Linked DNA regions of Homo sapiens: regions 2, 3, 4, 5 and 6 are each linked to region 1. A link is a loop called in an ENCODE intact Hi-C map of the cell type or tissue named here. Cell type or tissue: IMR-90. All regions are shown on one strand.

Region 1 (5,000 bases):
ATTAGGGCAAGATGTTGGACTGCAGTCACTTGAAGGGTTGATTGGAGCTGTGGGGTTGGATGGCAGGAAAGGGCGCGCAAAGTTCTGATGTTGTTGGCAGGAGGCCTTATTTCCTTCCCATCTGGGCCTCTCCAAGGGCTGCTTGATTGTCCAAATGATGAGGTCTGGCTTCCAAATGAGCAATTCAGAGAGAGCAAGAATAAAGCCACAAAATTCTTCATGATCTAGCCTCAGAGTCTCAAAACACCATTCTGTAGTATCCCATTGGTGGCCCCATTCATCATTCTGTGTGTGTGTGTATGTGTGTGTGTGTGTGTGTGTATAGCAGGTTGCTTTATAAGAACATGACTATCGGGAGGGGGCATCAGGTCACTTTGGAGGCTGGCTTTCACATTTATTTCCTTGTTTCCCAATACTACTCCCTACCCAGGTTGGGTAAATTCTCTCTGAATCCTCTCTAGAACATTCTTTTCTTTTTACTGTGATAGTTTATCAGGATGAGAGGATAATATCCTGTGTTGATACTTTCTTCAAACTTAGAGTTACTTTTTTGTTCTATTGGCTCTTTTCTTTATAGCATTCTCATATTATTAGAAATTAAACTGATAATTCAAAATCAAAGCTTAAGTCAATTTCCTTATATACCTATTATTCCATTTTTTTTTCAATTGATGGAAAATATGCAATATATTATTACACGGAGCAGCAGTTAATCATAACTGAAATTGAGCAAAGCACAAAAATGAGACATTTCCTAATTATTTACATGATAGATACTTTCTGGAATGACTTTGCTTGTTTAATATACATTTTTTATAAAAAATATTTCTGTAGAATGTGACCAAGTATTTTCCAGAGTCTCTTCGAGAACATGAAAAAATATTAAAATAGCTTTCAATTTGTCTTCATTAGTGTTCAAATAGAAAATGTCAAATGAAGCTTTCATATGTTTATTGAATATGATTAGGCAGGAAAGAATTGTTGATTTTGAAACCACATACTTGAAAGCTAAACACATAATACATATGCACATACACACATGGTATCACAGCCGAAGACATTTATTTGCTTTTACTTATTTTTATTCTTTGGATAATAGTTGCTAAAATTTTAAATGTGTTATACTTATCCTATTCAAATTAATGCAACTGAATTTATGTAATACTTCTTTTTCTATAAAACTAGGGAAAATATAATTGAGCAGTTTATACAGTTAGAAGCTATATTAAGGTTAATTTTTTAAACCAGTGGAGGATACTCTCTTAGTCTGTTTTGTGCTGCTCTAAGAGAATAGCACAGACTGGGTAATTTATAATGAGCAGAAATTTATTTGACTTACAGCTCTGGAGGCAAGGAAGTCCACGACTGAGAAACCCACATCTGGTCAGAGCCTTCTTGCTGCATCTTAACATGGTGGAAAGCATAACATGGGAGAGAGAGTGAGAGAGTTCAAGAGGGGCCCAAACTCACCTTCATAACAAACCCACTTCCATGATAATGACATTAATCCATTCATGAGGACTCTGGCCTCATGACCTAAACACCTGCCATTACAACCCGCCTCCCAACACTGTTGCTCTGGGGATTATAATCATCGTGGTATTGCTAGTGAAACTACGGCACAGCCTCAGCCTCTAGGTCCAAAAGACAAGGGTAAGTCTTAGCGTCTCATTCAGAATATCTGTGAGCAATACCATGTTGATTATAAAATGTGTCTTTTCAAGGGAAAGCTGCTTAATATCAATAATAAGTTATTTTATACAGCTTAGCTTGTAATATAAAATCTGAAACATTGAGAAATAAATTATATTTTAGAATTTGATAGAGGATCTACTTATTGATCTCCTATTGGATGGGAAGTTAACCCAATAAAAAGGGTCCACTGAAGTCATGTGCTGAATGAGAGCAGATAAATTCTTCTCTGAAAATAGTTCCCTGCTCCTGATGGTGAATGTTTTAGACAGAATTTCCTCACATACCTTAGAGGGATGATGTAAGCAAGCTATGCTGGGGAGAATGATGTGTTTGTGGGATGGTGACTGGTCCAGGTTGACTACAGCAGAGAAGTACTTGCGTAGGAAAGTAGACAGAGAAAACGACACTGATGGATGTTACAATATGCATCCTTTATAATTATAAAATAACATGGAAAACATGCTAATGAAGGAATCATTGGAAAATTCAGAGAAGTGAATATTTTAATAAATCAATAATTTTCATTACAAAGAAAACGTCCCAAATGTTTTTATTTTTGCTTTGGCAATAGGAAAAACTATGTTCCATTTTAAGGGATATTAAGTATGTTAAAACTATTGATCACCATGGGCAGTCTCATAATTTTTTCAATGAATGTAACTTGCTCTAAAGAAGGTAGATTCTTTTGATGAGTAATCTTGACCTTCTCCCATGCTCGGCCAGATTTATTTGGCCTTTATACATTGAAACATGTGCTTTTTGTGTGGTGAGTCAGACTAAATCTCATGGTCCCAAAAAAAACGAAAACAAAAAGGAAAGAAAGAAAAGAAAAAGAAAGAGATGATAGTGTTGCCCTCTTGTGGCTATTTCAGAGACCAGGTTGATGCTTAGAAAGGCGTGAGTGCTGAGTATCTTTTGCAATCAGATGGAGTAGCCCTGGAAATGTGTAGAGCCCTTTTTATTCAGTCTGTTTAGGAATACAGCTGGACCCATTGGCTGTGGCCCCTTTTGGGCTCCACCTTGCATCTGCTGTAGGAGGGACAGAGCAAGGCAAAGTGATCCCAGGGACTGGGATCGGAATCCCAGCTCTCACTGAAATGTTAAGTCACTGAGACACTAAAACACTGGAAACTCAGTCAGTTCATTTACTCTGATCCATTCCATGTTAGGTCTTTCACCTTTCTTGGGTCTACTCTCCTTCTCCAGGTCTCAACATCTGGTATTCAAAATCTTCGATCTCCAGAGAATTTTGAGCTGGTTATCAAGAGAACCTGGTGCTAGTCTCACATCTACTTTTCATTTGTGATCTTTAAAATATGACGTTCCTGTTAGGTCTATTCTTCCTTAATGAAGAATGAAAGGAAGAGAGAACAGGGACCCAACATTTAGTGAGGTGCTAGTAAGAACCTTGTTCTCTGTTAGATGCTCTGTATACCTTATATGATGCATAATTGCTCATGTCATGATTATGTAACTCACATAATTACATGAACTAATCCCAAAGGGATCAGAGCCTGTATTATTATCATCCCCAGTTTACAGATAGAGAAAGAAAGGTTCAGAGAGATTAAATGACCTCATTAACAGATGCTAGCAGTAGAAAATTTAGGGTCCGATTCAGTTGTATTTGCTATCCCAGTAATTGGTATTACTAGGAAAAAGAGAGTTAGATTAATAGTTACATGTATTTGGGAAATGCTGAGCTAAATGAGTGTTTAAAGATTTTCTTAAGAGTTTCTTGGGACCTTTGATATCTAAACCTTCATGATGATACATTATTGCAACTTTTCAAGCATGTTTGATAACAGATTGGTAGGTATTCTGTAGAACACATTTTTAAAGCATTGATCTATCACCAAATGTTTTCTATTATCTTATCTAATTGAAGATCTTCATTGATTTACTCCATCTCTAAGAGCTATTGTTTGAAATCAAGTTTGTATGACTATCTTTTATGATACTATACTATTTATTTTGTTGTTGAAATTTCATTAAATATTTATTCTCTGCTATATTTCAAATGCCTAGAGGGCAGAACTTAATTTGCAAATGAGTATAGTGCCTTTCAATGAATAGGCATACTGTGAATAGTTGTGGACTATGAGAGTAAAATGATGTGGTTATACGCAAATTATAATTTATATTTCTCTGTGCCTGCAATATTCATGGCTGGCATGTCATTTGTCCCATAGAAGTTTTAATTGTTGCAATAGAGGCATGGCATATCTTACCCTGAAGGGTATCTAAAATAGAAATCACAGACATCACAGTATTGTCAGAAGGACTTGATCCAAAAGAAATTTTAATGTTTTTTGAATTCCATGTACATTGTTTAAACATGAATATTGGAAGAAATTGTGTGAGTCTGAAAGACGAAAGAAACAGGGACTTTAGTTCATCTCGTAATGATTTTTTTTCCTTCAACACCTTTCCTGTTCTGCGGCTGTGCAGGCTATGAGGAGACCTCTCTGCATCTTGCTGCGCTCCAAGGCAGGAGTTCACAAAACAGTGCCCTATTCAGCTCAAAGAATAAATACACAGAATCACGGCCTCTTCGGGGTGGGAGAGATCTGAGCAGCCTTCTTACTCTCTTATTGTCAATGTATATACGATTCTGGGATGGGGAAGTCTGGAAAAGCTTGATTAAATTTTTATTTCAAAAGATATGTTTAGACATTTCTAAAACTGTAATAAAATGTTAACACATCAGTTATGACTTTTCCCTTGACTGATGCTGCAAGTTTAACTTTTGCCATTTCTACCTGAATAAAGAATAGCTGATTTTGGGAGGTTAATTACTAATCTTTTTGATCTCGACTTCTCAAGGTCTGTACAACCACCAGAAAATAAGTTAGATGCTAAGACCTGTGTAAAATAGCAACCTCAATGATAACTACTAATTGACTAATTTTAAAAAAGACATCTTTGTTGAAAGAGTCTCTTTGTTGTGGTTAGTTGACTTTATCATAACAAAAGGTTTAAGGAGACTCTTAAGAAAAAGTTTAGTCTAATGAAGTACCACCTTTGCTGTTTTATATTTGGGGTTTTCACTGTGATGATATCTTGAAACTATTTATTTATTTATTTATTTTATTTTTATTTTTTAGACAGGGTCTCACTCTCTTACATAGGCTGAAGTGCAGTGTTGCAGTCACAGTCACTGCAGCCTCCACTTCCTGGGCTCAAGCGATCCTTCTACCTCCGTCTCCCGAGTAGCTGGGACTACAGGCATGCACCATCATGCCTGGCTAATTTTTCAATTTTTTGTAGAGACAGGGTTTCCCTGTGTTGTCTGTATTGGTCCC
Region 2 (5,000 bases), 78 kb before region 1:
TACCCGAAAATGTGGAAGTGACTTTGGAACTGGGAATCAGGCAGGTGCTGGAATAGTTGGAAAGCTCAGAAGAAAACAGGAAAATGTGGGAAAGTTTGAAACTTCCTAGAAACTTGTTGAATGGCTTTGACCAAAAAGCTGATAGTGAAATGGACAATGAATTTCAGGCTGAGGTGGTCTGTGATGGAGGTAAGGAACTTGTTAGGAACTAAAGGTGACTCTTGCTATGCTATAGCAAGGAGACTGGTGGCATTTTGCCCTTGTTCTAGAGATCCGAGGAAATTTGAACTTGAGAAAGATGATTTAGGGTATCTTGTGAGAGAAATTCCTAAGCAGCAAAGCATTCAAGAGCTGACTTGGGTGCTCCTAAAAGCATTAAGTTTTATGCATTCACAAAGAGAGGGTTTGGAATTGGAACTTATGTTTAACAGGGGAGCAGAACATAAAAGTTTGGTAAATTTGCAGCCTGATGATGTGGTAGAAAAGAAAAACTTGTTTCCTTAGGAGAAATCCAAGCTGGCTGCAGAAATTTGCATAAGTAACAGAGAGCTAAATGTTAAATATCAAGACAATGGGGAAAATGTCTCCAGGGCATGTCAGAAGTCTTCATGGTAGCCTGTCCCATCACAGGCCTGGAGGCCTAGGAAGAAAAAATGGTTCTGTGGGCCAGGCCTAGGGGCCCCTTGCTATGTGCATCCTTGGGACTTGATGCCCTGTGTCCTAGCTGCTCCAGCTGTGGCTAAAAGGGACCAAGATACAACTCAGGCCATGGCTTCAGAGGTTGTAAACCTCATGCCTTGATGGCTTCCATGTGGTGTTAGCCCTGTGGGTGTGCAGAAGACAATAATTGAGGTTTGGGAACCTCTGCCTAGATTTCCAGGGATATAGGGAAATGCTTGGATGTCCAGGCAGAGATGTATTGAAGGGGCGGAGCCCTCATGGAGAACCTCTGCTAGGGAAGTAAAGAAGGGATATGGGGGGTTGTAGTTCCCACAGAGGGTCTCTACTAGGGACCTAGTAGAACTGTGAAAAGAGGGCCACCATGCTGCATACCCCAGAATGGTAGATTCACTGACAGATTGGACTGTGTGCCTGGAAAAGCCGCAGACACTCAATGCCAGCCATGAAAGCAGCCAGGAGTGGGGTTGTACCATGCAAAGCCAAAGGAGTGGAGCTGTCCAAGGTTGTGGGAGCCCACCTCTTGCATCAGCCTGACCTAGATATGAGACATGGAGTCAAAGGAGATTATTTCGGAGCTTTAAGATTTCATTACTGCCCTATTGGATTTCAGACTTGCATGGGGCCTGTAGCTTCTTTGTTTTGGCCAATGTCTCTCATTTGGAATGGGTGTATTTATCTAAGGCCTTTACCCCCTTTGTATCTAGGAAGAAACTAACTTGCTTTTAATTTTACAGGCTCATAGGCAGAAGGCTTATGGTCTCAGAAGAGACTTTAAAGTTGGACTTTTGGATTAATGCTAGAATGAATTAAGAATTTGGGGGACAGTTGGGAAGGCATGATTGGTTTTGAAATGTGAAAGGGACATGAGATTTTGGAGGGGCCAGTGGCAGAATTATGTGGTTAGGCTTTGTGTCTGCGCCCAAGTCTCATCTTGAATTGTAATCCCGATAATCCTCACATGTCCAGGTAGAGACCAGGTGGAGGTAATTTAATCATGAAGATGGTTACCTTCATGCTGTTCTCATGATAGTGAGTGAGTTCTCATGAGATCTGATGGTTTTATAAGGTGATTTTGCCCATTCACTTGGCCCTTCTCCTTCCTGCCACCTTGTGAAGAAGATGCCTTGCTTTATTTTCACTTTTCACCATGATTTTAAGTTTCCTGAGGCCTCCCCAGTCATGCTGAACTGTGAGTTAATTAAACCTCTTTCCTTTATAAATTACCTAGTCTTGGGCAGTTCTTTATAGCAGTATGAAAATGGACTAATAACACACGTAAGGCCATGTGCCTATGGATCACCAGGGTTTTACATTTTAGAGTAAGATATGGGCAGGAGGAAGAGATTGTTGAGGCATCCTGGGCTAAGCACAAAGAGCTGAGCTAGGAAACACCCATCCATAAAAGTGGAAGGAGGAGGGAGCAGAGGAGGAAGAAGCCTCAGTGAGGTCAAAGAAATACACTATATGGATAGACACATGATAGAAAGGACAGAGAGCTAGATATGGATAGATGGATAAGAGAGGGAGAGAAAAAAAATCAGTATGAAACCAGGGACACCAGTAAAACAGAGGTCCTGCAGATGGGGTGAATTACTTTGGGAAACACATACCCTCTTTCTGGGATTTGCATCTCCACAGTAAGAAAGAAGAGAATCCACTAGGTTTGGCCAGTAACGTTATTATCGACCTTTGATAGTCTGGTCTTAGTAGAGCAGAAGTATCAGAGATGTCACTTAGAGAGGAGGGATAGACAAAGAGGGTGCAAAATTGGATAGAGCGATGTGCAATGTATTAAGAAGTTTGAGAGTTAAAGAAACTGAGCAGAAATGTGAACAGAAGCATAATGTTTTTCTGGGAAAGGGAAATCTGTTCGAGTATACAGCACAAGTGAGAGAACCAGTGAAGAGGAAAGAGAATAAAAATGCTGATGGAAGAGAAAGGAGCTGAAATACCTGGAGCATGTATTCAGACATGCTGCTTATCCTAGCTATCTTTAACATCACACGGTGCCCTGTTATTTCATAAGCGTGTATGGCTAACACTCTTTATCCACACACTCACGACTCCATAACTGCTGTTTGTTCTGAGAACTATAACCCACAAATGACCAGGACACAATGTTTTATTATAAAGGTTTAAATCCGTCTAATTTAGCACATGTGCCTCAAAAGAAGATGAAATAAATAGGAGGGGGAATCAGGAAAACCTGACTGCTTCACAGCCATGCTAGATCATCCTCTCACCACGCTCAAGTCTCCACAGTTATGAATCTTACTGGCGGGTCTTTCTATCTGGCATCTGCCTCCTGGCGTGGGGAGAAGCAAACATTTCCGCTTGTGGCCGCGCTGGCAGATTCTCACCATCCCTGGTTTCCTGCCACAGAGCTCTGACCCGGCTTTTGCTGGACACGTGGGGTCGACTCAGTGGAGCACAGTCATCCTAATTGCCTCCCTTTGGGTTTTTATTTCATCTACAGGGCGGCTGGTTTCAGAAGGTTCACATCCTTTGTATAAGCAAAATAATGTGAAATCCAGTGTTATTTCCTGTGCTGTGACTCACACCCCATCTGGGAAAATCAGGGATGGAAACATCATCTCCAGGGCACAAAGTATTTAAAATTTAACTCGTCATTTGAGGTTTTCACAGCCAATTCAAAGCCTATATTTTCCATTAGTTAAATATTTAGTATTGGCAACATGAATTTGGATTCTTTCGTCTTCTTGCAAATTATCTGTTTATAACTATTAGTGTTGTCTAATGAGGTTGGCAATAATGAGGACTCCTCTCCAACGACCAGCCCCACTTCATTTCTCCATTTTAAACCAGTTCCGGCCACAGACGCTGGGGATTCACCCATGGCATCCCCAAGAAGCCTTGCACATTGCAGCCTTTCTCGCCCTTGATTCCCCTCTCCCTGCATCAAAAACTCTTCTGTCTCCTAAGCATTCTCACACTTGGAAGTACTCCAGGAAGCAGCCTAAACTTAATGCTTCCCTTTTCACATCTTATTCCTGCGCTTCATCCTCCTGCAGTTGGTTTTCTTGAACCCCACTGCAAAAACAGCTCTATTCACATCTCAGCCTTCACACTCACCAGATCTCCCACAGGCTTGTGTTGGCTTGTCTTTTCAGCCCTGACCACTCCCTCCCATGCTGGCCACAAAAGCCACCTTCTCCCCAAGGCCCCCAGTCCCCGTGGCTCTATGATGGGCACTTTCTTGTTTTCCCACATTCTTCTTGGTGACTCCTTTTCTATCTTTCTCAATTCCTCCCTTTTGTTTTCCTCAGTCCTTCAAATATGGGTGTTCTTGGTCTAGCTTCTGGCCACTCTTCCCCTGTGTTTTCATCTCTCCCTTAGGCCAGCCCTTAGTCCTGTCTTCTATACAAAGCACTAACTGGAAGGAATCACTTAGCTTGGCCTCCAGAGGGGACAGATGATAGAAGGCCTGCCATGATTTATGTCATTATTTAATCTCTTGGCCTTATATATATCACCCGTTTATCCACCCCCACCTCTTCCTGCACAAACACTTTGAAGAAAATTGCTGATGCCAACTCTGGCCAGAGTACCCTAGCAAATGAGAGTGTGTTCATGGAGACAGCCTCCTCTGCCTACTTACTAGCTGTGGAATTCTAGGCATGGCATCCAGCTCTGTGTGACTCTGTTTCCTTAACTGTAAATTTGGAATGATGTTGATAACATCTACTTCAGGTTATTGCACCAATCAAATTATGTGCTATATTTAAAGGACCGAGAATAGCCTCCAACACATACTAAGTGCCGTGCGAAAATTGGCTATTATTATTTAATGCAACTTTGCTGCCTAGCCTACATTTCTAGACCAATTTCTCTTCTGAACTCCAAGGCCAGATTGATGTCTTAACCTCCAGGTTCCCCAAGATCTTCACAATAGATTCAAAATAAAATTTCTCTTTACCGACTTCTACATATCCGCTTGTGCATTATCTTCCTAGACTTCTTTTTTAAAAGGCATGCTATATTTTACCAGACTTCTTGCTTGAAACGCCTCACTTTTATTCTTTTTAATCTCTTTTGTCGTCCAAATACACCCTTTGCAATTTTACCTCTTCCTTTTTCATCCATTTCTTTCTTTATGTTTCCATTGTCAATAATCTAGGTCAGTCATCCTTCCTACTTTTGATTTTCAGGAAGTCTCTCAACCTGTTCTTCTTGTTCCAGTTTCACACTCCACCCAAGACATCCCCTGGGTCTTGCACACTGCACCCGTGTGATGTTCTTTTTTTTTTATTCTTTTTTTGAGACAGAGTCTCACCCTGTTGCCCAGGCTGGAGTGCAAT
Region 3 (5,000 bases), 160 kb after region 1:
AAGGAGCCAGAATAAAAATGGATATGTTCCCATCGGGCAATGCTGAGGAAAGTGGTTGCAAAGAGGATGGCTAGATCTGAAGAGACTCCAATACTGGACGCCCCACCGTCTGCGAGAGAGGAGACGTTGTTTCTTAAGACTTTATGGCTGCAGGATGCGATTCCCTATTCAGAACCCATTTTAACTGGAATAACGGTGGAAAGGCAACGTGTGAGGGAGCGGTGGGAATGGGGACCCCAATTTGGCCAATGAAAACATGAGCCACTTTCTGGCATTACATAGGGCACTCCTTAAAGAAAAACAGGCAACTCTAGACTTTAGAATCCCAGAAATGTGCGGAAAGCAAGCTGTCCTCATAATGGAATGTTATTTTTTGAACTGCAGGTATAAGCCTATCCTGCTTCCTCTAGTACCTGAGAAAGGTTATTAAGCCCAGGAATCAGAGGATACATGGCTCATTCCTATACTACAGCTTAGTTTACATAATAAATGTCATGTCATATTACGTATCATGTCATATTACACAAACGTCAATGTCTATGGCATTTTGACAAACGTTTTCAACTTCCCCATGGTTTGGTTAAGAAATCATTTCACTTTTTCTTCTGAAGCTGGTGCTTCCAGCCTCTTGCTGCCGGCACCACCTCCACCTTCACCTGTCCCCCTGAGGCAGCCTCTTGCTGTCCTCCTGGGGCACACAGCCACAGCCCACCTCCGTTTCCCAGTTGGCATAAGAATTCTTAGAGGTTTCTTCGGCTATTGTAACGTTTTCTTCTAGTGCAGTTTTTCAGTGTACACTGTTACGAGAAGACTCATTCAAAAGACCTATAAGAATTCTAATTATTTGTAGGTTTTACTAACAAGTTACATGGTGATTGTGAGCCATTGATGACTGGCAAAGAAAAATTACTTTTGGCCATTTAAAAGTGTATCTCACTTTGATATTTATCTCATTTTACCTCTACCAAGTCACCTTGATCACAGAATAAAGCGTCATTTTGATCAACCTAATGTTATGAATAAAAAAATACAATCCTCCTTCTACCAAATAGATATTGACCCGGGGCATGGAAGGCCATGCTGATTTTAGGTTCATCTGCAAACTCCCTTGTGATTTCATAAGTGCTTTAAAAGTAGTTTTCAGATTAAATATAGGATAACTATTAGGAACACAGTCTTTGGAGCCCTACAGAACATGGGTTTGAAGTCTGGATTTTCCATTTCCATTACCTAATAGTACTATTACTTAATATTATTCCTGTTCAAAATGTGAGTAATAGTTATGGTCAAAAGTGCATGCTGAGAATCACATGGAAAAAAAAGTTTACAGCTTACTTAGAAAAGAGTATAAAGTTGATAAATACCAGCTATTATTCTTGTTATTATTAGGTATTTATAATCTCTTAGGCTACCTTTAACTGCTGCGCCTCCATTTTTCTAGGTAAAATATAACCGGCAAAATGTTACTTGGATAATATTAACCCTAGAAATAGATAAGTAAAAGCCATTAGTGCCAAGGACCTGGAGAATAACTGAATTTCAGTAACCTGTACTGCAAATTGGTACATCTGCCATTGTTGTATTTGAATTTAAGATCAGCTTATTCCTTCGTGTCAGAAAAAGGCAATTTTTTCAATGTTTGTTTTCCCAAATAGCCACCAAAACAAAGAGATGAATGAAGTCCCAGTCCTTTCACATTTGATGAAATTACATAAATACGTAGCAAACATTGATGTGGCTTGCACATCATCCAGAAGGTTGAAGCTGTGGCTCTGATGAGGCTTCCCTCCTACTCCCAACCACACCACAGCATATGATGTCTGCTCTATGTCGGGTGTTTCTGGGCTTTCAGACAGTGAGATTTTTAATGCATTTGGTGTGAGTCATGAATGTAAATGTCCATATCTGCCTGTTCTCTGCCTCTCAAAGTCCAAGATCTAAACAGCAGTTTCCCAACCCCTGCTGGGCCATCTTTATAAAGTGCTTCGCGCCATCTAGCGTCCTATGGAGGCATAGACGTGGGACTCCGTGTGGAGGGAACTGGCTCATCAGCCACGTTGCAAGTAACTACAGCACAGAAGAGCAATAGAGTCAATTATTTATTTTACTTTAGATATCGCTGAATTTTGAAAAATTAACTTCCTGCTTAAATCCACTGATTTTCAAATAAGCCACATAAAATTAAAGGTCAAAATACCTTTTACATTCTATTAGGGATGCAATCAAATACTGTTTTGCTTTTATTGCGGAGACTTTCGTTGCTGTGTTTTTATCACTTGCAGCTGTCGTTGTGTAAATACGCTTTCTCACAATGAGGGCTCTCTTAGGATCCACTTGAAACCACAGCACGCTTGCACGCTTCTCACAGTGCCTCTATCACTGTAACTGTTGTCACGCCTCTATATTTTTCATTCTTCTCTTTTTTTCAGATTGTCTACAAAGCCTGGCTCTGTTCCCAGTATTTTGAAGTCACACAGTTTAACTGCAGAAAGACAATTCCTTGCAAGCAATACTGTTTGGAGGTTCAGACGAGGTGTCCATTTATATTGCCCGACAATGATGAAGTCATCTACGGAGGCCTCTCCAGTTTCATCTGTACAGGTACAGTGCCGGGTGGGAGTCTGTACACCAGTCTCCGGTGGTTTTGCTTTCTTGTGTGATGTTTGTTTGCTTTGCTGTTTCCTTTCACTGATATAACCTTGAAGATGCGGCTGGTAGTTTTCCGCACTTTCACTAATAGAAGCACCGAAAGCTCCCCTCAACAGGTCTGGAAATGATTCAGCTTCTGTACCACATGGTCTATCTGTAACTGAGACCACAGTTATTCACTGTGTGAAAGAAGAAATCTGATGGCAAAATATTAGCAATCATTAGATATACTTACATGTGACCTAGTATAGGTTAGATTCAGCCTGCATTGCCTTTGAATTCCATAAGAACAGGAGATGTGCTAAGGCCAGTGAAATAATGCTTTTCAAATTAGTCAGAAGTTTATGTTCTCTTGCCTATTTTCTTTTATTTTATTTTCTGAGAATTTTTATGTTACTTTATCTGTAAAAAGTATTAAGAGCATTAAAAATATCTGCCTAAATTGTACGTGTGTGTGTGTGTGTGTCTATTAGAGCCACACAACAAGTCTATCCATTAAACGATGTTTACTTCTTTCAGCAAATGAGTCAGACTGGGCAAAACACCAATATCAGCACTCCTTTTCTGGATATTTATAAGCATTACATAATTTAGACAGAATAAGATATAAAGAGCAAGAGCCTTTTTTTAAAAAATAAAAAGATAATTAAATGGTGAGAACAAGATACTTTGCCAGGGTGGTGTGATAATCCGAGTGGTGGCTCTGCATTCTCTTCTATAACAATAATGCTATAAGGCGTCCCTGGAATTACGTGGCTCAAGCTGTAGCACGTTTTGTTTTCAAGTGTAAGGATAAAACACCATCATATGTGTAGAGACACATGAAAATGCTCTTCTGACATTAGACTTGCCAAACTCCTCTAAAACAGAGTAGCATATTAAGATGCTCAACATGAGAATTTATCAAATTATTTCAGCATCGCTTATTTACATACGTATTCATTAGCCACAGTGTTCTAAGTGATAAGCTATCAAGAGATAGTCTGCCAAAGCTCGCCCTAAGAACTGGATGAGTATTTCTTTCTTTTTTTTTTTTTGAGATGGAGTCTCGCTCTGTGTCACCCAGGCTGGTGTGATCTCGGCTCACTTTAAGCTCCGCCTCCGGGGTTCAAGTGATTCTCATGCCTCAGCCTCCCGAGTAGCTGAGATTACAGGCGTGCACCACCACACCTGGCTAATTTTTGTATTTTTAGTAGAGACGGTGTTTCACCGTGTTGGCCAGGCTGGTCTCCAACTCCTGACCTCAAGTGATCCACCCTCCTTGGCCTCCCAAAAGTGTTGGAATTACAGGCGTGAGCCACTGTGCCCAGCCTGGATTAGTATTTCTTATGCTGCCCAAGCTTGTGGAAAGAACACGTGACTGAAGGTCAGGAGCATTGGCCTTCATCCTGTTTCTATTGTACATTCTCTCAGAGGCACCACCCCTTCACTAGTAAATTAGAAAGTGCAATGGCCAAACCCTCCCCCATGTGGATATGCTGCAAGGATTACAGATAAGAGAGAAGGGCAAGTTATGTCATTGACCAGCCATAGCCGTTGCACACGAGAAAGTGAAATGCAGAATGATTTCACAGGCCTGTGTGTTATTCTACTGACTTGATGCTCAAGTCATTTTTTATGTAGCTCCTCTCTGCTGGAGGGGGAGGAGGGGGAGGAAGGAGGGAAGAGGGAAAGAAGGAATAAGGGAAGGAGGGAAGGAGGATATCAATATCTTCTTGCTTTGAGTTTGAGACAAAATTCACCAGACACAGGCTATTAATTCATATTGAATTTTGCATACAACATTCCACAAATAACCATGAAGATAAGGCCTTCATTTTTTTTTTCTTGTGGGACAATGAGGTGTCTGTGACATGAGGACTTCAGAGAAGCTATTCGATTTTTATGTACAGGTTGTGTTTATGCATTTACACTCACATTGGCTTTTGTCCTAGAGAAGAACAATAGTTTTTGAACCAAGTTCTCAAAGTAGACAAAAAACCCAAATGAAGGGCGAGGTGTTTGCGTTTATCTTCTTTTTCCTACATGTATCTGTATTTGTGAATCTGAAATATATGTTTGAATGTTCACCCACTTCCTCCATACACATTCAGAATGCCAGGGTAGAATTAAATCTCTCACTTCACAACATGGGCAGAGAATCCAGTCTGCAGTTTTAATTGTTTTCGAGTTTGGTAAAAACAGCTTCTTCATAGACATAGCTACGTCATTAAGGAAAAGTGGCAGGAAAAGAGAGATTTATCAGATCCAGAGAAAAGTGCCATCTCCGTGAGAGGCCCCCTAGGATAATCTCATCACTGAACATTTGGAAACCTAAGAACAGTAGTTCTTATGTCACTTTCAGTTGGGTT
Region 4 (5,000 bases), 780 kb before region 1:
TGCTGTTCTCATGATAATGAGTGAGTTCTCACAAGAGCTGATGGTTTTATAAGGGGCTTTCCCCAGCCTTCACTCTGCACTTCTTCCTGCCATCATGTGAAGAGGGACGTGTTTGCTTCCCCTCCTGCCATGACTGTAAGTTTCCTGAGGCCTCCCGAGCCACGTGGAACTGTGAGTCAATTAAACCTCTTTCCTTTATAAATTACACAGTCTGGGCATTTCTTCATAGCAGCGTGAGAACTAATACACCAGGTATTTATTTATTTATTTAAAACTTTTATTTTAAGTTCACGGGTACATGTGCAGGTTTGTTACATACATAAACGTGTGTCATGGGGTTTTGTTGTACAGACTATTTCATCACCCGGGTATTAAACCTAGTATCCATTAGTTGTCTTGATCCTCTCCCTCTTCTCACCCTCCACCCTCCATTAGACCCCACTGTGTGTTGTTTCCCTCTATGTGTCCATGAGTTTGCATTATTTAACTCCCACTTATAAGTAAGAACATGTGGTATTCGGTTTTCCGTTCCTGCGTTAGTAAAGCCAGGGTTTTAAAAGTGCCTCACGGGCAGTTGGCAGTTTGCATATCACTACCAGATAAATCACCCTAAATATTTATTTTTCATGATATTTCTCTGCATTTTCCTAACACTTATAAAATAAATTCTATACTTCTCTGCTTAGATTTCAAGACTTGATAAATAGCCAAAATGATTGATTATTGGATTGATTTAGATTTCTACTTATATCCAAAAATGAATATTATATCATATACATAAATTTGACAATAGTTTAAAAAGCAAATGTTAAAATAATATTCTATAGTGATTATATTGCATGTAGAAAATACAAATAAATTCTCTTTTTTATGAGTAATGGCACTTTAGACTAGTCTTAGGTTAGAATATTCTGTAATATATAAGACAGAAATTTTAAAACTGTTTTTGAAGAATTCATTCCCTAGCTCAAAGAAGAATAAATTCAGATAGTTAACCGGAAGTCATATCTTGAGACTCTTAAGTGCATTAATAAGCATGTATTAACTATGACCTGGGTTCATTTTCTTAACATTTTTGAAATAATGTATAATTAATTGATTCCCAAATTCCTTCATGATTTTTTTTCTTAAGACTGAATTTACCACTTGAACTTCAGCATTTGAAAGTTCTGTAGATGTGATATGGTTCATGGATTGTTTACCTTAAAGGGGCCCAAGAAAGAGATTCAGGGCTCTGGTAATGGTGGGTGTGTGTGTGCATGTGTGTGAGTGTGTGAGAATGTGTGTGTGAGTATGTGTGAGTAGGTCTCTGTGTGTGAGTGTTAGTGTGTTTGTGTGAGTGTGCCTGTGTACGTAAATGTGTGCGTGTATGTGTATGTGTATGAGTCTGTAAGTGTGAGTGGGTCTGTGTGTGTATGTGACCGTGTCAGTGTGTATGTGTGTGTGTGTGGGGGGGGTCTGTGTGTGTATGTGTGTGTGTCTGTGTCTGAGACAGTGTGTTTCAGTGTGTGTGTGAGTGGGTCTGTGTGTGTATGTGACTGTGTGTGTGAGTGTGAGTGCATGTGTGTGTGTGCGTGTGTGTGATGGATATCAGGATTCTTCCGGAAAGAGCTTTGTAGCTTTCATATCACTCTCAGTGGGGTCCTTGACACTCAGTACATGAGCCTGATGCAGCGCAGTCCCTCAGTGGGGCTGAAGTGTGCTCAGACACACAACGCTTTAACACTACAACTAGAGGGAACTCCATATTTTCCCATCTGGTGTTCTTGGCCTAGTGTTCCTTCCAGACAGAGTCCAGCATTTAGTAATCTAGTGGTTATTAAGAGATTTGAGCTAATCACTGTCATAAATGACACTTATAAATGTGTCCTAACCCCCACCACTCGTGATTTTCCCCCTTCAGGGGACGGGCACTTCAACGTCTTTAAGTACTCATCTTATGAGAGATCTCGTATGTCCTAAGATCCTATTTGGAGTTAAGTACTCTTAAATCACGCAGAGTTACGTCTTCTATGCATCTTTTATAAAATTCGACCACATTATCTTCTGAGCTGTCATATGCATTTTTATCTCTGACTTTGGATCCAAGCTTAGAAATATTATCTAACAAAAACATGTCTCCCACTATAGAATCCCACACTCTGAAACATAAGTCTGATAACTAAGGCGAACTAATGAAAGATTTTTAAAATACATTTTATATTTTTCCTTAGTATTCTGAGATTATTAATTTTTAAAATCTCAGTGTCAGCTACTCTTTTATTCATTTTTAAAAATTTTATACTAAAGCCTTTCTAAATAAGAAATGGTTTACGATATCAATAATTTAAATTCCTTTTAATTTAAAAGAAAACCGATCTTTTAAATGCTGCGTTTATTTCACATTCTAGTTTCATTATGATGCCCCCTGAAGTGTGGATTTGTAACTAAGCGAGTGTCTATGGTCATTATCCTAAAAGCCGTGAAGCTCCTCATCACACTGGGGTCTTGCAGCCGACTATGTAGCTTTTCCAAGGGTCTTAAGATCACATGCAGTTATTAATAGTGCCACCTAGTGACAGAAATTGCTCAGATGGCTATTCTTTGAACGATTTGAATAATATATTTAGCTTTCTTTATTTTGCGTAAATATAAAATTATGTCAAACAACACAGCAATGTTAATCACATCCCGCGATGGGAACAATTCCTGATGGGTCCAGCAGGTGGCAGCATGTATCACGAAAGCACAGAATTGCCACTTAAAAAAAAAATCTGTGCCAAGGCTGCGCTCTCTTTTTTCATGTGACTGAGTTTTTCCACTCTTTAATGTAAAAGGAAATGTATATCTATGTTAAAGATAAAATAACTTTTCAGAATGGGGATAATATAGGGCACTAAGTCATAACGATAGGACTTTTACTGAGGACTAATTCCATACTTCCATTCTAAGTACCTAATACATATCATTGCGCACAGCACGCTTTGTGTTGATATTATGACTGTGCCCATTTTACAGACAAGAAAATTGAGGCAGGGACTTTGCCCGGGTTTTCACAGCTACTAGGTGAAGTAGGTGGGAGTTGAAACCAGACAGTCTGGTTCTAGTGTTGCTTAACTGTTGGAAATGTAAGGGATTAAAATTAAAAGTATTAGGAAAAATACTAGTTTTTAGAAAAGAGACCTGAATGTTAAACTTAATTCAAAACTATCTTTATTGTGTCCCTGAGTTCCACGGGCTCTATCTAACTTCAAGCTGATTGCCTCCTCTTAGCTGGATCTGCACTGTGACTAAATAACAGAACCCCACTACTGGGGAAGATGTTAGAGTTTACGGAATATTCATACTCATACTTTTTTCTTTGTGTGAACATTAGGAGGAGTAAAGACATTTAAAGATTGCCTTTTCTTCCATTTTTAAAATGTATTTACTGACAAATCTCCCAGTGTCCTCTCTCCCTGCAACTTTATTCTCACCCTGAAGTACTTGCTATTCTCTGAATACAGTTCTTACTTCAGTTCCTTCTTCGTATTTGTTTATCTTGTTTTCTAAACCTGGAGGCAGCTCATCTCTCCCTGTCCCCTTTCAATATTGGTCACTGGACTAATGTCAATATTGACCAAAGGAAAAGCAGCATGTGAGGGCAGGGACATAGGGGCAGGAGAGTGTCTGAGGGTCTTGTATAAATAACAGCATAGGTTTTAAAACCAGTGCAACAAAGCCTTCTCTTGCATTGTTAACTCTGTGGCGTAACATTTTTTTCCCAGCTAGATTATAAATTCCTTTGAGAGGTGAGGCCACATATGAGTTAACTTTCTGCACCTCCCAGCCTTATCTACTAATACTTCACATAGTACTTTCCTCCCAGCAGGAATTCAGTGACTGCTGTAGAGGGTGAAGTGGTGCAAAGTCCAGCTCAGTTGTGGTTTATCAAGCCTGAACTTAAGCACCACTCACCTTGTTTTTTAGCAGCTGTGGGCCAACAGGGAGGCTGGATAAGTGAAAATCAAGCAGAGATTCTTTTCCTAACTTTGGAGAGAGAGTAAACAGCTGCACGATATATGAAAAGAATAGCAAGGTGATAAAATTCACAGTTTACAAAATAAAGAATAAGCTCAGATATGCTCTGCAGGCCACTCTCAAGACCAAGAGGTAGTCCCCTTTCTTACCTATAGACTAGAAGAAAAATTAAAGCACACTCAAGCATAGGAGATCTGTCCATATGTAGCACAGGTAGGAAGATCAGTGAGCTCAGGAGAAACTATCTATTAAATGAGCTTCAGGAGGAAGGTAGGAACAGTAAATAATAGAGAGTAAGGCCCAAATCCTCTCACCCAGAACAGTTGGCTCTTAATCTTGGCAGACTCAATGCTCCCTGTTAATAATAAATATTTTATTTTATTTTATTTTTTGAGATAAAGTCTCACTCTGTCGCCAGGCTGGAGTGCAGTGGCGCGATCTCGGCTCACTGCAACTTCTGCCTCCTGGGTTCATGCGATTCTCCTGCCTCAGCCTCCCAAGTAGCTGGGATTACAGGGGCCTGCCACCACGCCTGGCTAATTTTTGTATTTTTAGTAAAGACAGGGCTTCACTATGTTGGCCTGGATGGTCTCGATCTCTTGACCTGGTGATCCACCCACTTTGGCCTCCCAAAGTGTTGAGATTACAGGCGTGAGCCACCACACCCAGCCAATAATAAAACGTGCTTTCTGTCATCTGTGGAATGAAATTTAAAGATAATATGAACTGCCTACATATATAACTTTTAAAAATCAGTATGAGTGCCTTAACTGTATATTGAAGGAAAAGTTGGAAAGTGATATATAATAAGGTACCATCCATTTTGACATGCTAGTCCTCAGAGCAGCTACACTTGAAGAGATACTAAAATGTCTTCTTGTTGTTGTAATTGTCTGCAGGTTCTTCCTGCACACTGCAAGGCAAAGCCAATTCACTGAGGCCATGGCATTGCAGTAAAGAAAAAGTTTAATTTGTGCAAGTCCAGCTAGGACTTGCAGGAG
Region 5 (5,000 bases), 270 kb before region 1:
CTACCAAGAGTCAGAACGAGCATCTGAACTTACTGCAACCTCTTGGAGTTTGGGAGCAAAAACCTGGAATTGAATTTTGCTATGATACTCGGGAATGAGAAATTAAAATCCCAGAGAGGAGAAAAGCACAAGGAAATAAAGTCAATACATGGTGCCGGTTTTGCCTTCAGTTATTTGCTGATTAAGCTGCTCAGGGCAGAAGTCTAAGAAACCAGGCACAGAACAGCTGGAGAGTAAAACAGGGATTTTTTTTTTTTTTTTTTTTTTTTTGTCTCCCAGTATTTGCATGGTGGTAGAGACAGAGAAATTTGAGTTCATAACTTGCAGAGGAGAATTTGTAGAAAACTACCCAGGCTCTCTGTTGTCAAAACAGGACAAGAAAAGAGATAAAAATTGTATTAAGTGGATAGGATAAACAGGTTGTAAATACTAATATAGCATACCTAAACCCAAAACAATTGGGTGAGTTAAACTGATTAAAATCAGTAAAACATATAAATAGTAACAGCATTCCATTTGGCAATTAGTACCAAATTGGATAAAATCTTCACAGATTCTGGGGATGAAAAGGTGAACATCTTTGAAGGTGGGGACATTATTCTGGCTACCAGGGTCATCAAAAACATGCACACTGAAAAACACTTTGATACTTCTATATCCTTCAGATTGGTTAAAATGAAAAGGACAATACTAAGTGTTGGTGAGGATGTGGAGCAACTGTAACTGCTTGTGGTGTTGTCAGCAATCACTTTGAAGAACAGTTTGGCAGTGCCTATTAAAGCCAAATATATACATCCTTAAGACTCAGCAACTTGACTCCTAGGTACATTAATGAAAATGCTCACATGTATTTATAGCAGCATTATTTATAATAGTCTAAAACTGGAAACTCTAAATGCTCATCAGTGGTGGCAATACCAAATAAATTGTAGTACATTTATACAATAAGATAAAGCAAAGCAATTGGATGACCTCTTAATACACAAAATAGCAAGAAGATAGACACAGTAGAAAATAAAATATATGATTCTGTGTGTATAAAGATCAAAAGACAGCCAAAACACATCTACGGCAGTGATTATTTTTGCTGTACAGCAGTATGAGGCAAGGATCATCACTGATCTGGGTGGTGGTTCCAGAGGTGTGTTCACTTTTCTTTCTGTACGGTTAAAGAGTTACTTTAAACATTAACACTTAAAAATATGTTTAAGACCATGTTTTAGACCTATGAACAGTTTCCTTATACTACTGGAGCATGCTATGATTTGCAACTTAAGTGAAAGCATATATATATATATATATATGTATGTATGTATGTATGTATACACACACACACTCTAAATGTCTTTTTTAAAGGTATTTTTTTCTGTCCTGTGATGCTAAAATTAACTAGAAGAATGCATTAAGTAGCCAAGTGGAGAGTGGTTGAGTAGAAAATGCACATGATTTAAAGTTAATTAGATATGGGTTCAAGTTCAGTCTTTGCCATTTATTGGCTACTTAGCACTGGATAGATTTTTTTTTTTTTTAACCTGAGTTTCCGTGTCTGTAAACAGGGGAAATAATATTAAACCTGGTTGCTATTGTGAAAATGGGAAGTAATAGACGTATGTTTCTGAGTATGTAGTAGTGTTTCCTGTGTCAACAGAAGCTATCACACAACTGTGTAAACCTTATGTCAACAGAAGCTATCACACAACTGTGTAAACCTATCATTAAAAATTCACCTTGGCGTTCTGTATTTTATTCTGTATTAAAATGTTACATGTATTTTTAAAGAGATATTCTTGAGATGAGTATTTCTGAAGACGTAAATTTTATGGTATTAGGTTTATAAATTATCCTCATCCATATATAGACTTGTGATTTTTCTACTTAAAAATAAATATCTGTCAAAAATAAGTCATGTAAATAAATTACACATTTGTAATTCTTCAGAAATTTGCATGTGCTCAAATAAAAAATTTTGGCAAAAAAAAAAAAAAAAATCATCTGAAACTCAGTGGCAGGAGGAGTTTCAGTCTCCTGACTCTCAACTTCTCTCTCTCAATGGAAAATCTAGCTGATGGGCAGACCAAGCTCTGACCCACCTGGATCTCCCTTGAGGCTGCACAGGAAGTGAATTATCAGAAGGGGATGCACAAAGGGATTTAGTTTGAGTCAAATGATTTTTGGCATTAGGCATGGTACTACTTCCTCTGTGGTTCAGCAAACCTTCTCCACTTTCAAAATTGAAAATGTATTTTTTCTCATCATAAAAAGTAACATGTAAAGACTCGAAAACTAAAAAACCATTAAGAAAATAAAATTGCTTATTTTTCTAATAATCCTCCCCCTTTATTTGTTCCCTTTGATCCAAATAAAACGATTTCATATTTTAAATTGTCATTTCGTTTCACCCCCCCCCCACCAAATACACTGTATATGGAAATTATACTGTATTTACATTTCTATGTCCTGAGTTTTTCTTATCTCTATTTGGAAGCCCTTCCTGTAACTTACACATCTTTGAAACCATAATTATAAATAACTGTGTCATATTCCAGTTTTGAATGGGAAGAGTTTATTAAACTATGGTTGCTAGCCCTCCTCGCTGACACATTCTTCTTTGGTTATACTAATACCTTAAGTCTATTATTTCTTATCTCTAATTTCATTCAGTTAGCCACCTCATCAATGGAAATAATCATTTTAGCAAAAGCATTTGTGTTTGTAACTTAAGTATAACATCACTGTGTTCTTGAGTACAATCATCACCAGGCCATAAACATCTTCTTGGGAATTAAGTGAAGACCATAACCCATGGCGGACTCTGTCTGGATGGGTGAATGCATTTCCCAGTGTGCTTTGGCTGGGTGCCCCTAACGGAGAATGAACTGCGAAACCTGATGACATACGCCTGCTCTTCAGCCAACAGTCAGCTGTGTGGGATGCTGTCTTATTCCATGATATGTGCCATCTGCCTGCATGTGCTGTGACCCTCATCCATGTGGAAATTAGGGCAAGGCAGAAACTCCAATGCGATGCTTCTGCATCAGCTCCTTTTCCTGAAACAGCCAATTTAAGAGCAGAACACAATAGCCAGCTCTTTAAGTGAAGTTAAAAGGGGTTCTGGCATGAGCACATACAACATAAGGAGAATGATTAAGGCATTTGTTCACGATAAACAATGTGCTATAGCTATGTTAAGTGTTAGGCACTGACTGTATGCTCAACTCTCTTTCCTTTCCCCATTATCATCTAACGTGGGTCTTTGTGATCTTTTTACCTATGTATGTATCCCTCTGTGATGTGCTGGTGTCTGTCCTTCCACAAAAACTACACATTTCTGAAATAGATAAATAGAAATTTGACTAAGATGAATCCTAGTGATATTTTCAGGAGCTATATGTTGACATAGCTAAATATCAAGAATTGATTGTTGTGAATAAACAAAATAGACCATTTCAGCTCAGCAACATGCAATGTATGCAATGATTAACATCTTATATGCTGGGCATATGATGTCTATTTTTTTATTCATTGGAAACCAAAATTCTATAATGCCTTATATAGTGCCAGATGCATGGCATTGACTTAAACGTTTGTTGGATGCATGGATAAATGCTGACTTCAATTCAGATATATTCTTATTGTGTGGGCATAGCCAATATTTTAGCTCAGTTAACTGAATAATAGAGAAATAAATAAGTGAAACTCTGCCTTCACTTTTAGTGAAAATGTAATTCCATGAATTATGGCAACTACTTCCTCCTACCTTTCATAGTTGTTGGAAGCAGAGCGTCTCAGCTTTTACTGTGCATAAAAATTGCCTGGGGATTGTATTAAGATACAGATTCTAATCCAGTGGGTCGGGGAGATGCTGCCTTTCCAACGTGCTCCCAGGCCAGTTGATGCTGCTGGTCTGAGGACCTTACCTGGTCTCAGCACTGGGTTTGTCATTCTTCACTGCACATTGCAGTCACCTGGAAAGCTATATATAGAAGCTACCGATGCCAAATCTCATCCCTGAGATATCTGGATTTAATGGGTGTGGTATGAGATTTGGGTTTGGGGTTTGCTGAAGTTTTCCAGGGGGTTGTAATATACAGAAACGCTTGAGAAGTACCATGTGGTGTTGAAACCTGGTTCATAAATCCCCCTAGATTCTTGATCTCGCTTGCTCCTGCTGAGTTGGCCCCCAGCCACGGTTCAGGTTGTGAGGCCTGATACAAGATCTGCCATCCAGGAACCTGTCAAATTGAGACTTAGAGACTCCGACTATTCAATTCAAGGCCTTACAATAGTAATATCTTGCCTATGGTGGTAACTAAGCCATCATTTTTGCCCATTGTTGCTATTATTGATGTTACTATTATTTTTATCTCCAAATCTCTATTTGTTTTTTCCAACTAAAATTATGACTCATGTTTATTTTTTTAAATGAATGTATAATAGTGGCACAAGTGATATTTTGATAAATGCATACAATGTGTAATTATTAAATAATGATAGTGGACTTATCCATCACCTCAATTATCTTTTTTTGGGTTGGGAACATTCAAATTCTTAACCTTTAGCTATTTTGAAATAAGCAACAAATTATTGCAAACTGTTGTCTCTCTACTGTGCTGTTGAATACTAGAACTTACTCCTTGTATCGAATGGTATTTTCATACCCATTAACGATTTGTCTTCATCCTCCTCCATCTGACCCTTCCTAGCCTCTGGGAGCCACCACTCTATCCTCTTCCTCCATGAGATCTACTTTTTTAGCTTCCACATATGAGTGGGAACATGAGATTTTTATCTTTGTGTTCTTAAAATAGTTCACTTAACATAATCACCTCCAGTTGCATCCATGTTGCTGTAAATAAGATGATTTCATTTATTTATAACCAAGTAGATATTTCATTGTGTGTCAATACCATATTTTAGTTATCCATTTATCCATTGATGGACATAGGTTGATTTCATATTTTGGCTATTGGGAGTGCAGACATCTCTGACATACTGATTTC
Region 6 (5,000 bases), 280 kb before region 1:
AATGAGTTAGATGATGAAATTTGGGAGTTCTGAGCTGACGAGTCTTAGGATTTTGAGTTCATGCTGTAATGGTTTGAGATTTGGGGGATATTAGGATGGGATTGGATTCATTTTACATGTGGGATGGGCACCATCCTTTGGGGCTAGGGAGGCTGACTTCTGTGTGCAAAATAATGCCACTCAAAGATGTCCAATCATGAATTTCCAAAAGTTGTAAATATGTTGAATTTCATAGGAGAAGGGACTTTGGCTATGTATTGTGTATATGTTAAAGAAAGCTTAAAATTTAAAACAATATTATATTTAGTTATCTTCAACTTTGAAGAACCATAACTATTTCTCTAATAATAACATTTAAATATGTTAAAAGTCATTAAGCACATAATGACCTTTTAAACAATCTTAATAACAAAGGCCAGAATGACAAATAGAGCAGTGTAATTGCACACAACTCAGAATCACAGAAATTTAAATGGGACAGAGTTAAATCCTTAGGTAATCCAATCTCCCCATTGCATTGATTAAACTGTGGACCAAAAGCTTAAGTGAATTGTCCAAAGTCCCAGTCCAAGTAACAGAAGAGTACTCCGTCTTTTTTTAGTGCTAAAGCTAGAAATTGAAGTCAGTTCTGCATCATAAGTATTTTCTTCAGCAAAGCATAATAAAGTTATTTATAGAGTTAAACATGTTTATATCTATAAAGATTTTTTAAGTCTTCTAGTTTATGATCTCACATTCATTAAAATGGAAAACTTTCAAGTTTAAAATTAGCTTTGATATATTCGCAAAGAGCAGTCTCTAGAGTCCTGGTTGAAGAACTGAACATCAGAGAGTAAGATGCCTCCTTACTTCTTTCCATCCTTCCCTCTATTCTGATGTCTTATTTTAATTAGACTAGATCTCAATACTTGAACTGTAGTAATCCTCAAGTGTATATTGCAAACAGTTTTGTGGAATGGTTCCTTAGGAACCTCACATAACAAGCTGAGTTCAGAGACAGCGGGAAGTCCTGGAAGGTGAAGGTGTGGGTGGGACATCAGTTTTATTTGCTGAGAAGAGTTAAGTAAGCTGAAATGTCTGCTCCATTTCAAAACTAATTAATACTCCATCCTGTGGAACAGGCTAGTTTTAAAATATTCATTTAATACATGTATCAGTAGAGGTTTTCATTATTGCAACAGCATTATGATCTTAATACTTTCAAACATAGTTTTGCTTATTTCAGAGAACTCCCAACCCTCACAAAAAGAGGCAACTCAAGTCTCTAGGACATCAAAATACTGATGAAAATCTCAGATATTTATTCAAATAAGGTAACAAAAAATTGAGTTTTGTGGCCTGACATTTCGACGTTGTGTAATTAGAAAAGCACAGAGTTTTAAAGCATCCCTGGCATGACCTATGGTCATTGCTTCCTGACTATTGCTCCGTGCAAGTAAAGAATACAGAACAGAAACAGCCCGGGACTAAATGTCAAAGGCCAGAGGTTATGTACCATGTGGCTCTCAGCAAGGTCTTACTCTCTCTCCACATATGAAGCAGGCACAGTAACTCATTTTCCTTTTATCTCATCATTAAACAAATCAAATAAAGCAATGAATTTATAATTCTTTATTTTTTTAACCTTTGTTTAAGGTTTGAGGGTGCATGTGCAGGTTTGTTACATAGGTAAACACATGTCACAGGGGTTTGTTGTACAGATTATTTTATCACCCAGGTACTAAGCCCAGTATCTAGTAGTTATCTTTTCTGCTCCTCTCCCTCCTCCCACCCTCCCCCGTCAAGTAGACGCCAGTGTCTCTTATTTCCTTCTCTGTGTTCATAAGCTGTTATCATTTAGCCCCCACTTACAAGTGAGGCATGATATATTTGGTTTTCTGTTCCTGTGTTAGTTTGCTAAGGATGAAATAGTCTCCAGCTCCATTCATATTCTGGCAAAAGACATGATCTCTTTCTTTATTTTTTATTTTTATTTTTTCATAAGTTATTGGGGTACAGGTAGCATTTGGTTACACGAGTAAGTTCTTTAGTAGTAATTTGTGAGATTTTGGTGTACCCATCACCCGGGCAGTATACACCACACCATATTTGCAGTTTTTTTCCCTTTCCCCTCTCTTCTTCTCCCCAAGTCACCAAAGCCCATTGTATCATTCTTATGCCTTTGTGTCCTCCTAACTTAGCTCCCACCTATCAGTGAGAACATACGATGTTTGGTTTTCCCTTCCCGAGTTACTTCACTTAGAATAATAGTCTCCAGTCTCATCCAGGTCACTGCAAATGCTGTTAATTTGTTCCTTTTTTTTTTTTTTAATGGTTGCAGAGATTACCGTTCAAATGGCAACGTTGGCCAAGAACATCTGATTTTGCTAGAGGAGACTCGAAGTCGCAGCCACTAGGTGGCGCAGCCTCATCGCTCGCCCCCTTCAGGCCAGGTCCGGGTGGCCAGGGGTACCCTGGTTCTGTCAGGTGACCTTCCTAGACAGGCACTATCGACTTGGGGGGCATCTGTAATGACTTTACCTTATCAGATAAATCGAAACTATATCATTAATGACAGTGTAGGATATGCCACCAGGGACAAAAACTCCGATCTTTGACTTAACAGGCAACTTTTAAAATACTCATTTTGAAAATGGGAGAATCAGCAGGGCAAATTTAATCTGCTTAAAATCCAGAGTGCCTTTTCAAGTATTTTTTAAAATCTGTAGTTCTTTAAGTTCTATAATTTATTGGCCAAAGTAACTTACAAGTATTGATAACAGTCCATGTAGCATTATCATTTTGGATGGCAAGCTGACGGGTAGGGGCCAGGGCCTAACCTGTATTTGAATCACGATGCTTAGTTAGGGTCACCTTTTTTGGTATAGACTGCAGGACACAGCACACCACAAAATATAGTTTCCTAAAAGACAGAAAGTCTCTTATATACAAAGTTGAATACCCTGTACTATCTCAGTTATATTGTAGCTTTCCTTTTAATTATCATTCAAGGTGGCCATGACATTTAAAAAATAATTTTCCAGGATACACTGTTTTTATTTTCTGTGACTGTTCAACTTACCACTTACTTGAAAACCTTTATTTGCACATAAAGAGGATTGAATAAAGGTAAGTATATGTAGCATTCACTAAATATGCCTCTCATGAAAGGTAATTTATATGAAATAATTAACTCTACAACCCAGGACTTAATTGTACATGTGTGGCAAAGAAAATATCTGATTCAATCATTTTAAACAAAATAAAATATAACTGGAGAAAACACAACTGCATAGCCAGTACATCTTAAAAAAAGATTATATAAATTTTATCACATAGCATTGAAAACCAAACAGAATACAGCTCTTGCTGAATTCCATATTCATATGCTTCTTGATGTTTTAATCTACAGAGGTATGACTCAAGATGTAAAAATCTGTGTATGAGAATCTGCATATCTGCATAAACAGTGAAGATTGACAGTTCCCACATGGTGGGATGAAAAGGAAAGTAACAAAGTTAGTTAATAGTATAACTGGTGGTATACTATTTATTTAACATTTAAAAACTGTGCTGTTAAGAGAATGAAGAAATAAAACATAGGTTGGGGGAAATATTTACAAAACATATGTCTGATAAGGGACTTTTATCCAAAATGTAAAAAGAGCTCTTAAAACTCAACAACAAAGACAAACAGTACAAATTTAAAAATGGGCAAAAGGTCTGAAAAGACTCCTCACCAAAGAAAATATTAAGATGACAAATAAGCAGATGAAAAGATACTCAACATTGCATGTTGTAGGGAAACATAAATTAAAACGATAATGAGATACCACCACACACCTATTAGTATGCCTAAGATTGGAAACAATGACAACAGCAAATGCTGGCAAGGATGTGAATAAACAGGGACTCTTATTCACTGCTAGGGAGAATGCAAAATGGTTCAGCTATTTTGAAATATGATTTGAGAGTTTCATACACAACTAAACATTTTTACCATATTAACTAGCAATCAGTCTTCTTGGTATGTTCTCAAATAAATTAAAAATTTATACTCACACAAAAACCTGCATGTGGGTGTTATAGCAGGCTTATTTATATTTGCTAAAACTTGGAAGCAACCAAGATGTCCTACAATAGGTGAATGAATAAACAAACTTTTGTATATCTATACAATGGAATATTATTTAGGGCTCAAAAGAAATGAGTTATCAAGCTGCGAAAAGACACAGATAAACATTAAATGCATATGGCTAAGTGAAAGAAGCCAATCTGAAATGGCTATGTACTGCATGATTACAACTACCTGACTTTCTGGAAAAGGCAGCAGTATAGAGAGTAAACAAATCAGTGGTTATCGTGGATTTGGAGGGAGAAGAGGGATTGACAGGTGGAGCACAAAGGATGTTTATGACAGTGAAATTATTCTGTATGATACTGTAATGGTGGACCCATGACGATGGGCATTTGTCAAAACCCATAGAACTGCACAATGCAAAGAGTGAACCCTAATGTGAATGAGGGAATTCAGTTAATCATAATCTGTCAATATTGATTCATCGGTTGTAACAAATGTAGTGAGATGACAACAAGGGAGATGTGTATGGGGGGTGACATATGGGACTGTCTGTATACTCTGCCCAATTTTTCTGTATACTGAAATCTGTAAAATGTAACTCATTGATTAAAAAACAATACTACTTGTTTTTATCATTTGTAGCTTTTTGTAATACACATAATTTTGAAACAAATTACTCTTTTCTATAATCTTCAGGTAAAAATTAGGGTAGCTTTTTAAAATTTGTTAAGCTCAGTTTTAAAAAATAAATGCCTAGGTAGATCAGTTTTGAAATAACATATATTCCCCCATTTCAAATATGTGAAGAAGCTCAATGGCTTAAAATTTGGAAAATGTAATATTTAACTCAGTTGTTTGCATTATGTAATGTTTACTATACACCCATAATATAAATATTCCTTAATTATATTTAAAGTAATTCCTTTTTACATTTTTCTCC

What was found. A loop is a pair of places that touch in the nucleus more often than their neighbours do. Peaks named below come from ENCODE experiments on the same cell type or tissue, not always from the same donor. Only the 100,000 strongest peaks of a DNase experiment are listed, where the experiment ranks them.
Region 2: it touches region 1 in a loop (4-fold over the local background); 3 of 110 quality-filtered maps call a loop at or near these places.
Region 3: it touches region 1 in a loop (5-fold over the local background); 12 of 110 quality-filtered maps call a loop at or near these places.
Region 4: it touches region 1 in a loop (10-fold over the local background); 15 of 110 quality-filtered maps call a loop at or near these places.
Region 5: a loop joins it to region 1, with 4 times the contacts of the local background. A loop is called at or near these places in 23 of 110 quality-filtered maps.
Region 6: it touches region 1 in a loop (5-fold over the local background); 23 of 110 quality-filtered maps call a loop at or near these places.

Annotation. Positions count from the first base shown.
Region 1 is chr13:107,371,245-107,376,244 of GRCh38, reverse strand. The region is part of intron 1 of NALF1 (NALCN channel auxiliary factor 1); the gene reads left to right. Among named protein-coding and RNA genes, the nearest start is that of SNORD31B, 53 kb to the right of the region's middle. In IMR-90, a CTCF peak has its summit at 2,560 (motif pointing left); DNase peaks (open chromatin) are centred at 2,014 and 2,474; H3K27ac peaks cover 1,104 bases.
Region 2 is chr13:107,449,204-107,454,203 of GRCh38, reverse strand. All of the region lies in intron 1 of NALF1 (NALCN channel auxiliary factor 1), which reads left to right. Among named protein-coding and RNA genes, the nearest start is that of MIR1267, 80 kb to the left of the region's middle. In IMR-90, no CTCF peak of the experiment used is centred here; a DNase peak (open chromatin) is centred at 3,093; H3K27ac peaks cover 1,733 bases.
Region 3 is chr13:107,208,185-107,213,184 of GRCh38, reverse strand. It overlaps NALF1 (NALCN channel auxiliary factor 1), which reads left to right. Exons shown (of 3, transcript NM_001080396.3): 2 at 2,430-2,601. Among named protein-coding and RNA genes, the nearest start is that of SNORD31B, 110 kb to the left of the region's middle. In IMR-90, a CTCF peak has its summit at 1,994 (motif pointing left); DNase peaks (open chromatin) are centred at 1,944 and 3,164.
Region 4 is chr13:108,153,388-108,158,387 of GRCh38, reverse strand. No RefSeq gene overlaps it. Among named protein-coding and RNA genes, the nearest start is that of LIG4, 60 kb to the left of the region's middle. In IMR-90, a CTCF peak has its summit at 2,702 (motif pointing right); no DNase peak of the experiment used is centred here.
Region 5 is chr13:107,640,951-107,645,950 of GRCh38, reverse strand. All of the region lies in intron 1 of NALF1 (NALCN channel auxiliary factor 1), which reads left to right. Among named protein-coding and RNA genes, the nearest start is that of MIR1267, 110 kb to the right of the region's middle. In IMR-90, no CTCF peak of the experiment used is centred here; no DNase peak of the experiment used is centred here.
Region 6 is chr13:107,647,704-107,652,703 of GRCh38, reverse strand. All of the region lies in intron 1 of NALF1 (NALCN channel auxiliary factor 1), which reads left to right. Among named protein-coding and RNA genes, the nearest start is that of MIR1267, 120 kb to the right of the region's middle. In IMR-90, a CTCF peak has its summit at 2,405 (motif pointing right); a DNase peak (open chromatin) is centred at 2,383.